Linked DNA regions of Homo sapiens: region 1 is linked to region 2. A link is a contact called in ENCODE Hi-C or POLR2A ChIA-PET data. All regions are on one chromosome and are shown on one strand. The core of a region is the stretch at or near the end of the contact, and the rest is flanking DNA. Distances in the headings are between cores, read along the strand shown.

Evidence for each region. Hi-C counts contacts between places; a loop is a spot of excess contacts on that map. ChIA-PET counts read pairs that join two places held with the same protein, here RNA polymerase II (POLR2A). Pooled maps may share reads with other maps.
Region 1: a map of dorsolateral prefrontal cortex shows a loop between it and region 2 (2.2-fold over the local background). The contact joins two enhancer-like sites. A Hi-C loop is called at or near these places in 1 of 168 maps with a recorded cell type or tissue (dorsolateral prefrontal cortex) and 3 of 50 pooled maps. POLR2A ChIA-PET finds 5 or more read pairs at or near these places in 3 of 52 experiments (Caco-2, GM10248 and H1).

What each region holds. Positions count from the first base shown.
Region 1 is chr2:134,438,727-134,444,199 of GRCh38, forward strand. It overlaps MGAT5 (alpha-1,6-mannosylglycoprotein 6-beta-N-acetylglucosaminyltransferase), which reads left to right. Exons shown (of 16, transcript NM_002410.5): 15 at 3,032-3,189. Among named protein-coding and RNA genes, the nearest start is that of MGAT5, 190 kb to the left of the region's middle. RefSeq lists an enhancer at 4,995-5,473. Within about 2 kb of position 2,750, at least 3 of the 41 ENCODE cell types and tissues checked have a DNase peak (open chromatin) inside an H3K27ac peak, as active enhancers do.
Region 2 is chr2:134,257,676-134,262,504 of GRCh38, forward strand. All of the region lies in intron 1 of MGAT5 (alpha-1,6-mannosylglycoprotein 6-beta-N-acetylglucosaminyltransferase), which reads left to right. Among named protein-coding and RNA genes, the nearest start is that of MGAT5, 6.0 kb to the left of the region's middle. RefSeq lists enhancers at 1,432-1,561, 4,036-4,085. Within about 2 kb of position 1,561, at least 11 of the 41 ENCODE cell types and tissues checked have a DNase peak (open chromatin) inside an H3K27ac peak, as active enhancers do.

The DNA.
Region 1 (5,473 bases), core at 1,500-3,999, 180 kb after region 2:
TGAGGGTCTTCTGTCTAGTTGTCTGTCTCTGGTGGTGCCCAGGGCTGTATGGGTCCTGGGGCACTCTGCTTACCCACTCACCCACTGTGCATCATTTTCAGAAGAGTAAGCTGCATCCTAATATCCCTCAATAATCCAATATGTTTCTTTTCATCTCTGAATTATTAGACCTTCCTGGAATTCTATTTGCAGCTGATAGGAATCCAAGTTCTAGGTTTCCTGCCAACTCTTCAGTGAAGCATTTTGCTCATTAACCACCAAAACTCATTCGGGCTGGAGTAGTCAAATCCCCTCATCATAGGAACACATGAGTGGAGGGCAACAGTGGGTTTGCCTGCCTTGTTGGAATCAGGATCCTTGATTTAAGGAGACTCTAAGAGAAGCTAGCACCAAGTAACCTAGTAGTAACCTATAGTTGCCTTTCTCAGCAGGCAATGCCTTTCTCAGCATTTCCTCCTTCAAGGAGATGGGAAGAAGCAATAACCCTAAGAAATCATCAGTATCATCATCTTCCTTTTTCTGATGAGGAAACTAAGGCTTCAGACTGTTAGGTATTTTGCCCAAAGGCTCACATAGCTGGTAAAAGCAAGAGGCAGGATGTGCTCTCAGGGCCAGCTGCCCACAGAGCCTTCGGTGGGTTTTGCTTTGCTCCTTCTTACTGTCTTTTGGCTCATTAAAAGTAACACAAGGCCGGGCGCGGTGGCTCACACCTGTAATCCCGGCACTTTGGGAGGTTGAGGTGGGCAGATCACCTGAGGTCAGGAGTTCGAGACCAGCCTGGCCAACATGGCAAAACCTCGTCTCTACTAAAAATACAAAAATTAGCTGGGTGTGGGGGTGCACACCTGTAGTTCCAGCTACTGAGGAAGCTGAGGCAGGAGAATTGCGTGAATCCAGGAGGCGGAGGTAGCAGGGAACCGAGATCGCACCACTGTACTCCAGCCTGGGCGACAGAACAAGACTTCGTCTCAAAAATATATCTATACAAGCACAAGGTTAAAAAAAAAAGAAAAGAAAAATGGCAACAGTATGCCCTCTGGATGCAGCTCTGGGCCAGCCCCTCTTCTGGTGCTACACCCACCTCCATGCCAAGGGGCCCGCCTGGCAGCATGAGACCCTCATATCCCTGTGGTGGCATTCCACATGACAGACAAGGGAGGGACAGAAACATTTCCTCGGCTTGCGTCAGTGCTAGGAGCCCTGGGCCCTGAGATTACTGATCAACTCCTCCTCCGCACAGATCTGGAAAGGAAACGTGAGGAAAAGTAGGCTACTCTAGAAGGACACACATTGAAAAGTACATCTCCTTACCACTCCTGGTGCTGGTACTCCATGTTACTGCTCAGTGGCAGTCCTCCAACCCTCTCCTCACCCCCGAGTCCTCCTTAGACCTGCTGGTTTCCTCTATTCCCTCTAGATCCCAGGGTCAACTGGCTCTGCCCCACTCGGAGCACTTAACACACATTCTTGGTAGGGGGTGCCATATTCCTGCTCATCCTATCACATGCTACTTAGACTTCTATTTCTCCAGTTCTTGAATATACGAAATGTTGTACAGAAGATCCTCAAATAATGTCATTTTGCTATAATGTTTAGAATGAAGAAAGTTGATTCCTGGTCGGGCCCACTGTCTGTGTGGAGTCAGCCCATTCTCCCTGTGTCTTCATGGGTTTTCTCCAGGGTCTCTGGTTTTCTCCCACATTCCAAAGCTGGGCACCTGAGGTGAACTGGCGTGTCTACATGGTCCCAGCATGAGTGAGTGGGGGTGCGCATGAATGCACCCCGCGATAGAACCATGTCCTGTCCAGGGCTGCTTCCCGTCTGGCACCCTGAGCTGCTGGGATAGGCTCCAGCCGCCCTCAACACTGAGCTGGAATAAGAGCGTTCGAAAACAAATGAATCGATACAAATTATTGTACAATAAAACTTCATAAAGTCTACGATAATCATACACATGCAAGAAATCAGAAGGGAACAGACCAGCTGGTGGAGGCAGGCCTGATTGCGGTGCCATGTTAGTGATTGATTGATAGTGAATTATGAGGTGGGAGGAGGCACTTCTTACGATTTTCACTTCGCAAATGTGTATTCCTCGATTGAACCCACCACCACAACTGCCGTCACTCACTGATTCACCAAAAATTGAGTAAATAATTTATCTTATTTGTATTTATTCATCTTTCTTAAATGTGTGTATAGCTCACATTTGTTTCAATGTTTAATATTAGAAGTGTTTTGGGTCTTTATTTAGAAGTTTGGTGATGTTTTTTGACAAGAAATGTACCATAGGAACTTAACTCTTGTTAATATCAATTAGCCTGTTGTAAAATTGGTTTCTTTATATTGTCATTTCGCTTAACGTTGCAGTTTCTGAGAGACTATTGACGACACTAAGTGAGGACTTACTGTGCTTGTTTTCAACCAACCAGCACTAAGTCCCTACCAAAGACACAGCACCATATGAGGTGGTGTCAGAAGTGTCTGCAGTCTCCTTGGCGTGATCTTCACCTCACAGCGTCAGAACCTTGCCATTGAGATAAAAGTAGCGCTTATGAAACAGTGTCGTATTAGGTAACTGCCAAGATAGGGTAGACACAGTGCCTTTGGAATCAGAGAAGAGAACAGACCAGCTGGTGGAAGCTGGTCTGAAGATGGGCCTTGAAGAGCAGAGGCTCTAAATAGCCTGGCTGCATAAGTGTTGATGGTGATGATTGAGAATAGCCACCCTTCACGGGCAGGCGTGGTGCCAAGCTCATCACAAGTATGACCTCTCATCCTGGAGCCCTTTGTGGAAGGCACTGCTGTTGGTCCCTGTCTTGAGGTTGAGTAAGCTGGTGGTTAGGGAGGTCAAGACCTGGGCTGAAGGCATATTCCAGCTGAGCCCCAATCCAGCCCATCCATGTGGCTCCCAACTCTTCCCCGTCCCTGTGCTCTCCCAGTGTGCCGCCTCCATTGCTAGGGTGGTTGGCAGGGCTGGGGATCCCCAGCTGTATCCTTGGACCTGTGGCTGATGGCTTCATTGTCGTTCTAGGACTTCTGCCATGGGCAAGTGATGTGGCCACCCCTCAGCGCCCTACAGGTCAAGCTTGCTGAGCCCGGGCAGTCCTGCAAGCAGGTGTGCCAGGAGAGCCAGCTCATCTGCGAGCCTTCTTTCTTCCAGCACCTCAACAAGGACAAGGACATGCTGAAGTAAGTGCCCTGGGGTGGGGGTGGGGACTCAGCCCCTAGACTCCAGCTGGCCTTGTTGGGTAGTCAGGTGAGAGGTACAGGTTTCCTCTTCCAAGCTACTGGGCTGTGGGGATAAGGTGTGGGAGGGGAGTAGGTTGCAGCAGGATCCCCCTAGAGAGTTAGCCCAGTGTTGTTACCGTTCCTTTTGGGTGAGATGAAGTCACCTGGCATGATGATGTGTTTAGAATTTAAATGGGAGTGTTGTATTTGCATAAATAAAGCTGTATCTGGGTTTGAAGATTGTGGGAGGTGTTCGGCTTGCTAATGTTGACCCCAAGAACAGTGGGAGTAGAGGTGGGCACAGAGCCACAGGTATAGATGGACCAGCTCCTCAGACCCCTGCTGGTAGCCAGGCCTCCAGCAGAGTCTGAGCAGTGCAAGGGGCTGGTGGCAAGTGACATTGTTCAACCCTGGAGTCAGAAAGGAATGAGAAACATGGAGAAGGAGCCGGCACAAAACTGCCCACAACAATCTCCAAGAGCAGCCTTCTCCTGCGGCCTGTTCCCTTTTGCACTTTCTTCTAGCTCACTGACACATGGTGCATCTCAGGCCCCAGCAGACCTGAGTCTGCGGGGTCTCTTGGTAATGAGGCGAGTGTGGCACTGGGAATGCTGGCCCAGGGCTGCACAGGGGAGGCGCCTTCCTTGAATTTCTTACCTTGTGCTTGCATTACTTAGTGGCACCTTTCCTTTCCCTTTGCATTGGCATTTTGAGTTGGGCATTTGCAGTTCCCAAATTTCCGTGTGAGGTTTCTTCTGGCCTCTCACCCATGATCTTTGACAGGCTTGAATCCATTCTCTCAATTTTTATCACACCCCACCGTAGTCCACATATTGCATAATTATCTAGCCTCCCCACCCACCCACCACCTTAGTAGCTCTGATTAGGTGTTTTATGCAAGAGACTAGCCTACAAATAATAAGACCCTGCTGTCCCAACTCCAGATATTCGATCTAGCAGGTGTACCATTCCAGGCTTGAAGAGGATGTTTAGGAAGTGGAGTGGACCTGGGGCTCAGGGCTCACCTGTCCCTGTTCAGGCTTCACGCCCTGTTAGTGCTGTTGTCCACTGTTGTTATTTGTGCACCATGGTCTGAGTTGGCCTGTTTCTTGTGAGTCGTCTTATCCTTAAGTGTGGTATAAAACCCTTCGTAGGGAGAGTGTGTGGCCTCTTGTGTCCTGCCTGCTGCAGGGAAGCTCTCATGAGTAGGGGTGTAAGCTATGTTTTTTTTTGTTGTTGTTGTTGTTGTTTTTGAGACAGGGTCTCTCTCTTTTGCCTAGGCTGGAGTGCAGTGGCGCGATCTTGGCTTACTGTAACCTCCACCTCCTGGGTTCAAGCAATTCTCACGCCTCAGCCTGGGACAAATAGCTGGGACTATAACTGCACGCCACCATGCCCAGCTAACTTTTGTATTTTTAGTAGAGACAGGGTTTTACCATGTTGGCCAGGCTGGTCTCAAACTCCTGGCCTCAGGTGATCTGCCCGCCTAGGCCTCCCAAAGTGCTGGTATTACAGGCGTGAGCCATCGTGCCCGGCCCTGGTGATGCTATTTTTTTCCTGGTCTTTTTATGAGAAGACCCAGGCACAGAAGCTGCCCTGATTCCACCATGAAAACAAAAGCATAGGTCAAAAGTGGGGGCTTGGGGCGGCACCCTGCTCTGCCACCAGGCAAGCTTTAGGAGGGGGCAGTGGTCCAGGATGTCTGGAAAGCCTGTGATGGTACTGGAAGTTTCCAGTTCCACAGCGCAAATCTTGAATTGTAGGGTCCTGTGAGGGGCTTTCCATGCGCTCCTTTTGCATATAGCTCTTGGAGTAAGGTGGATTCTTGAGAACCCTGAGTCTGTCTGCATCTGAAGTTGGAATTCACTAGTTACAGACTAGGGACTGTCTGCATAAGCCCACTTCTGGAAGAAGAGATACGAGAAGCCGCATCCTGGGAATGGGTCCAAATGGGACTCCTGAACAGCACGGCTTCCTTCCTGGCCAGGCAGGAGTCAGTGCTCTTGGCCCAGGGACTGTGCTCAGGGTCTGGCTCAGAGCTAGCATGGGGCCCTACAAAGGCAGGCCACCTCCAGGCCAGGGTCCAGGTCAGGGAAGGCAGGAAGGAGAAAGAGCAAATGGCCACTCCCCTCAGTTCTGCCAGTTTTCTCATCTGTAAAATGGGGATATCCTAGGTGATAGGTAAGATAATGAACAGCCCTTGCCAAAGACAGAGTAGAACACCCCTTTCTTCCAGAGAGCTTTG
Region 2 (4,829 bases), core at 311-2,810:
TGCTTCCCTTGGAATCTGTCAGTATCAGTAACATTGTGTGACATGCAGGCAGCTCTGGTAGTTAATGTCACATGCTGGTGCAGAGACTGTAGGATTCTCAATGGTATAGCTGGGCTGGCAGAACAGTGATGTGGATGCATAGGCCATTAGTTTGCAGTCTCTTTTTTTTTTTTTTTTTTTGCCATAAATGCAGCCTATGTGCAGTGCATTGCCTACACATCTGCTTTGAGAGTGAAGAGTTGATCCTGTATGGCTAGGATTTGTGTCTGGTTTAAATGAATCCAGCAAAAAGAAGAAAAAAATTCCTTCTTTATCTCATCCCCATATTGGTATAATCAGAGGCTTTTAGGATAAATGGGTATACAGTAGGTATTTGAGGGATTGTAGTAGCTGATTTTAGATGATTGCTGATTTATTAGAATTTCTGGTTAGAGATTCCAAGGCAGCAGGGCTCGGTGAACTATGACCTATGCGCCAAATTCAGGACCTTTGATTGTGTAAATAGTTTTATTGGAACACCTCCACTCCCATTTGTTTGTAACAAATGCAATAACAGATAAACACGGTAATTCCAGTATTTATTTCATAAAACATCTGAAACATTCTGAATCCATCAATCAGCAGTCACCATGGTTATTCTAAATACTCATCTGATCAAGTTCCTTATTGATTCAACTATTTCCCAGGACTCCCATGGTCTAAGGCAGAGTCAGCAAACCATGGCCTACGGGCCAAGTCTTCCTTGGTACCTGTGTTTGTAAAGAAAGCCATGCCCATTTAATTATATGCTGTCTATGGCTGCTTTTGCACTATAGTGGCAGAGTTGAGTAGTTGTCATACAGACTGCAAAGCCTAAATATTTACTGTCTGGTTCTTTACCAAAAATGTTTATCAGTCTCTGACCTAGATAGTCTCTGGGTGAGTCTCTCTCTCTACTGGATTTTGTGTGTGTGTGTGTGTCCCAAGTCTCTTTCACGCCTGTGTTTGGATTCGCTCACGACATCTTCATAAGGTGCACACATAAAATGTAGCATTTCTCTGCCCTCTGAAAATGCTTCTTCTAAGTGGCAGGTCGAGAGTTGTAGTGGTTAGGAGCATGGGTTTGGAGCCAACTGGTTTGTCTTTGCCACATCCTGTCTGCATGGCTTAGGCCCTAGAAGCACAAAACTGCTTTAAAGTGGGGTGTCAGTGCCTCTCACCAAGGACTGTGAGACATGAGCAAAGTGCTGTGTGTCAGGTGCCTGACATTGTGTGCTTGTTGTTGGCTGTTAGTGTGACTTGTGACTAGTACTCAAACAATAATAGAACTTGAAGAGTATCTTCCCTTCCCCAACCCATCCTTGTTTTGGTGATTTGAAAAGAGACTTCTGAACTTCTTTGGGATTTGGCAACTCCAAAGTGATACTCAGAACTCCCGGGCAGCCCGTGTGGAACATTCAGTGCGTTTGTTCTTGGAGTGTGGAGGGCTTTTCTGTGTATTAACTCTGTCAGTCCAGAGAGGAGTGTGTTGGCTTTTGCCTCCCAGGCAAGTGTAGAGCCAGAGCCCTCTGCAGGTCAGCCCCATCTGCATCTCCCAGCCAGTGTGGCAGGGGCCATGCCTGCCAGTGACGTCTCGGGAATTGTGTCATGGATGGTGCCACTCACCCGAGTCAATGCTATTCTTGTTTCTGAGGTGAATTGATCTCTGTCTCCAGCAGCCTGACCCAAATTCTGATCCCTAGTGATCACCTCTTATCTAACAGGACAAACCCGGTCCACTTGTGTTCTCTAATGAACAGTAATGGAAATCTGAGGCAAGGTGACATTTCCCCTTATGGTCCATCCACACGTTGTTAACCCTGGCTTCTCTGGGCTGGGGTACTGTCCTAGAAAAGCTGCCAGCTCAGGCTCAAGCAGCTGTGGGCTCCCAGCTTCTCTCTGCCGACCCCCATCCCACTTTGCCTGCTGCCTGTTTCCTCCTTGACCTCCAGGTTCTGTGTGCCTGTTCTTCCCTACGTTCTGCCTGTCTCCTGGTTCCCTGAGCTTTTTAGTCCTGGACTGGCCCTTTGGCTTCTGTCTTTCAAGCCTGGTCCTTCAGGAAATGTCTGTCATTGGCTGGAATATCCCCCACATTTTGTGCATACAGTGAGAAACAGATGGACAAAGGCCCTGCTCTCATAGATGCTTTGTTATCTTTGGAAGGGAGAAATAATAAGCAAGAGAAAGTCAGATAGCAGTACATTCCAGGAAGAAAAATGGTGATAGGGTTTAAAATATCTGAGGGGCTACTTTGCACTAGAAGGTCACCTCTCTGGAGGTATCTTTTAACCAGAATGACACACGGAGCAGCCAGGTACAGTGGAAAGAGAGAGGTGGAGGCAGAGCATGCCAAGGAGAAGGCACGGCGTATGCTAGGTCCTAAGGCCTACTCCAGGGTAGAAGGGAGGCCACTGTAGCTAGAACGAAGCAAGCAAGCAGTGGCATGGAAGGTGTTGAGGCAGTGAGAAGCCGGCAGCTTATGCAGAGCCCTGTAGGCTATGACTTCTGGTATCAATATGGATGTTCTTATGCAGAAACCAGATGTTGACCTCACCCTATAGTTCACTGCTTTCTCTATGGGAGGAAGGAAGTTTTTTCCTTAAGGAGGCACACACGCCGGTTGGAGAACCAGCATAGGGCTTTTGGTTGCTGGTTGGGGGCAGTGGAGAGGTAACTGCTTTGGACTTCCGATTGGCCCTCATTGGCTTGGGATGCTATGTCTAAGATGTTAATACCATTTAGGGCTGCCGAAGATTGCTCTGAAAGGTTAGCAGCTGCCCTGTGTTGCAGATCCAGATAACGTTCTGAGATTCGAATGAGAGCTTTTGCAAGTGTTTCCTTCCACCTCTCTTGTGAAAAAGGAACAAAAACAGGTTGGATTTCATTAAAGATGCAAGCATGTAAAGGGTTTTTTAGTTTGTTTTGTTTTTCCACTTTTTTTTTGTGTCTCTCTTCCTACAAATAGGGAAATATGGTCAAGGAATAGGAATGGTTTCTTTTTTCTTTTTCTTTTTTTTTTTTTTTTGAGGGCTGGGACTGTTGTGGGATAATGTGGAAAACCACTGTTGCCAAAGTAGAAATCCCCTGCCCTTGAGGGAAATACACTGTTCTTGAAGTGAAAATGGTAGGGAAAAAAATAGCTGGGCTGTTCAGTGTGTCTGAGAAGGCTTTTAGTTACTGTATGGTGACGTGGCTGGTGTGATTAAAGAAAGGGCTTTCTGCTTTAAAAAGCTTGGAACCTAAAAATGGGCCTCTCTGTGGCTTGGGACTTTTCCAGCCATCCTGTGGTAGAGTCCAGCCTGCCCAGTATCCTCATCAAAGCCAGGCCAAGTTCACAAGCACGCCCAGGCCAGTCAAAAGGTCTGAGGAAGACCTCAGAAATGTTTTAGACAGGAGGAGTAAACTCAGAATAAGGGGCTCATTCTTCTACCCCTCAGTCATTAAGACCCTTTCTTTCATGCAGCACCACTACTTCAAGTCTGGATTGAGGAGGGATTGCACGCACATGTGTGAGGTTGGAGTCTCAATCTCAATGTGATTGTCATTGCCATGTTCAAACGATGAGGCTTAGAATGTCCCTTGTCTTACCTGATGGTCATAGCTCTCTATGACCCTCTGCTTCTTCCCAGCTGTGTCCTGGTGCTCTTTTGCTGTCAGAAGTGCTTGAGCAGACCTCTTGCTGCTGTGGACACCCTAAAAAGCTCCGCACCCCCTCAAGTCTACTAAGGCATGGTGGCTCTCTTCTAGGACAAGACTGTTGGGTGGTGGCTGAGCATTCGCCTGTCTTTGAGCGTCTGCATTTGCTCTCCCCCACCCCTTCCTCTCTTCCTTCTTTGTTTGTAAATAAAGTTGGTTAGAACACAGCCATGCGCATTCCATTCTGTTTCAGAGAAGTTAGCCTTCCCTCCTTCACAGGAGGGCCCAAACCCACTGTTACTCTCATTCTTTATAACACTCAAGCTACTTAGCATCAAGTATTTGTTGTATGAGCTGATCATGTGTCTCTCCCACTTACAATGTAAGTTCTGAAAGAGGAGGGACTTTGGTCTGTTTTGTTCCCCACTGTGCCCCAGAGCTTAGTACCTTTTGCCTGGCACATAGTAAGAGCCATGAATGAATAGCAGCAGCCCCTGGTGAAACTCTGTGATGCTCTGTGTGGTACAGTTACAGCTGGGACTCATTTGAAAATCACAGTAATGTTTTTAGTGAAGCAGGAAATGAGAAGAAATTCCCTATGGGCTCTGCATCTAAGAGGCTCCAAGTAGCTCTTATGCATGATCCTAACATGGGAACCATTGTTTATTCTGGAAGGTAGTTAGTGTTTCTGTTGGGCGGATGGAACACATTGTGTTCCTTACTGATGTGTGACCTTGAACAAGTCACCGATCATCTTAAAGCTTACTTCCTCTTTTGTAAAACAGACAATATAATATCATTTAACCTCATAGGCTTGTTGTAAGGATTACAAATGACAAAGTTTATTAAGGCACTTAGATTAATTTAGATTATTCTTGTTCTTTTTTTTTGGTGTTGTTTTTGTTTTATTTTGTTTTGTTTTGTTTTGGAGATAGAGTCTTGCTCTGTCACCAAGGCTGAAGTACAGTAGTGTGATCAGGCTCTAGCAACCTCCCCCTCCCAGACTCAAGCCTTATGCCCACCTCAGCCTCCAGAGTAGCTGGGACTATAGGCATGTGCCACCACACTAGGCTAATTTAAAACAAAAGTTTTTTTCTGAAGATGGAGTCTCACTGTATTGCCCAGGCTGGTCTCAAACTCCTGGCCTCAAGTGATCCTCCCATCTCAGCCTCCAG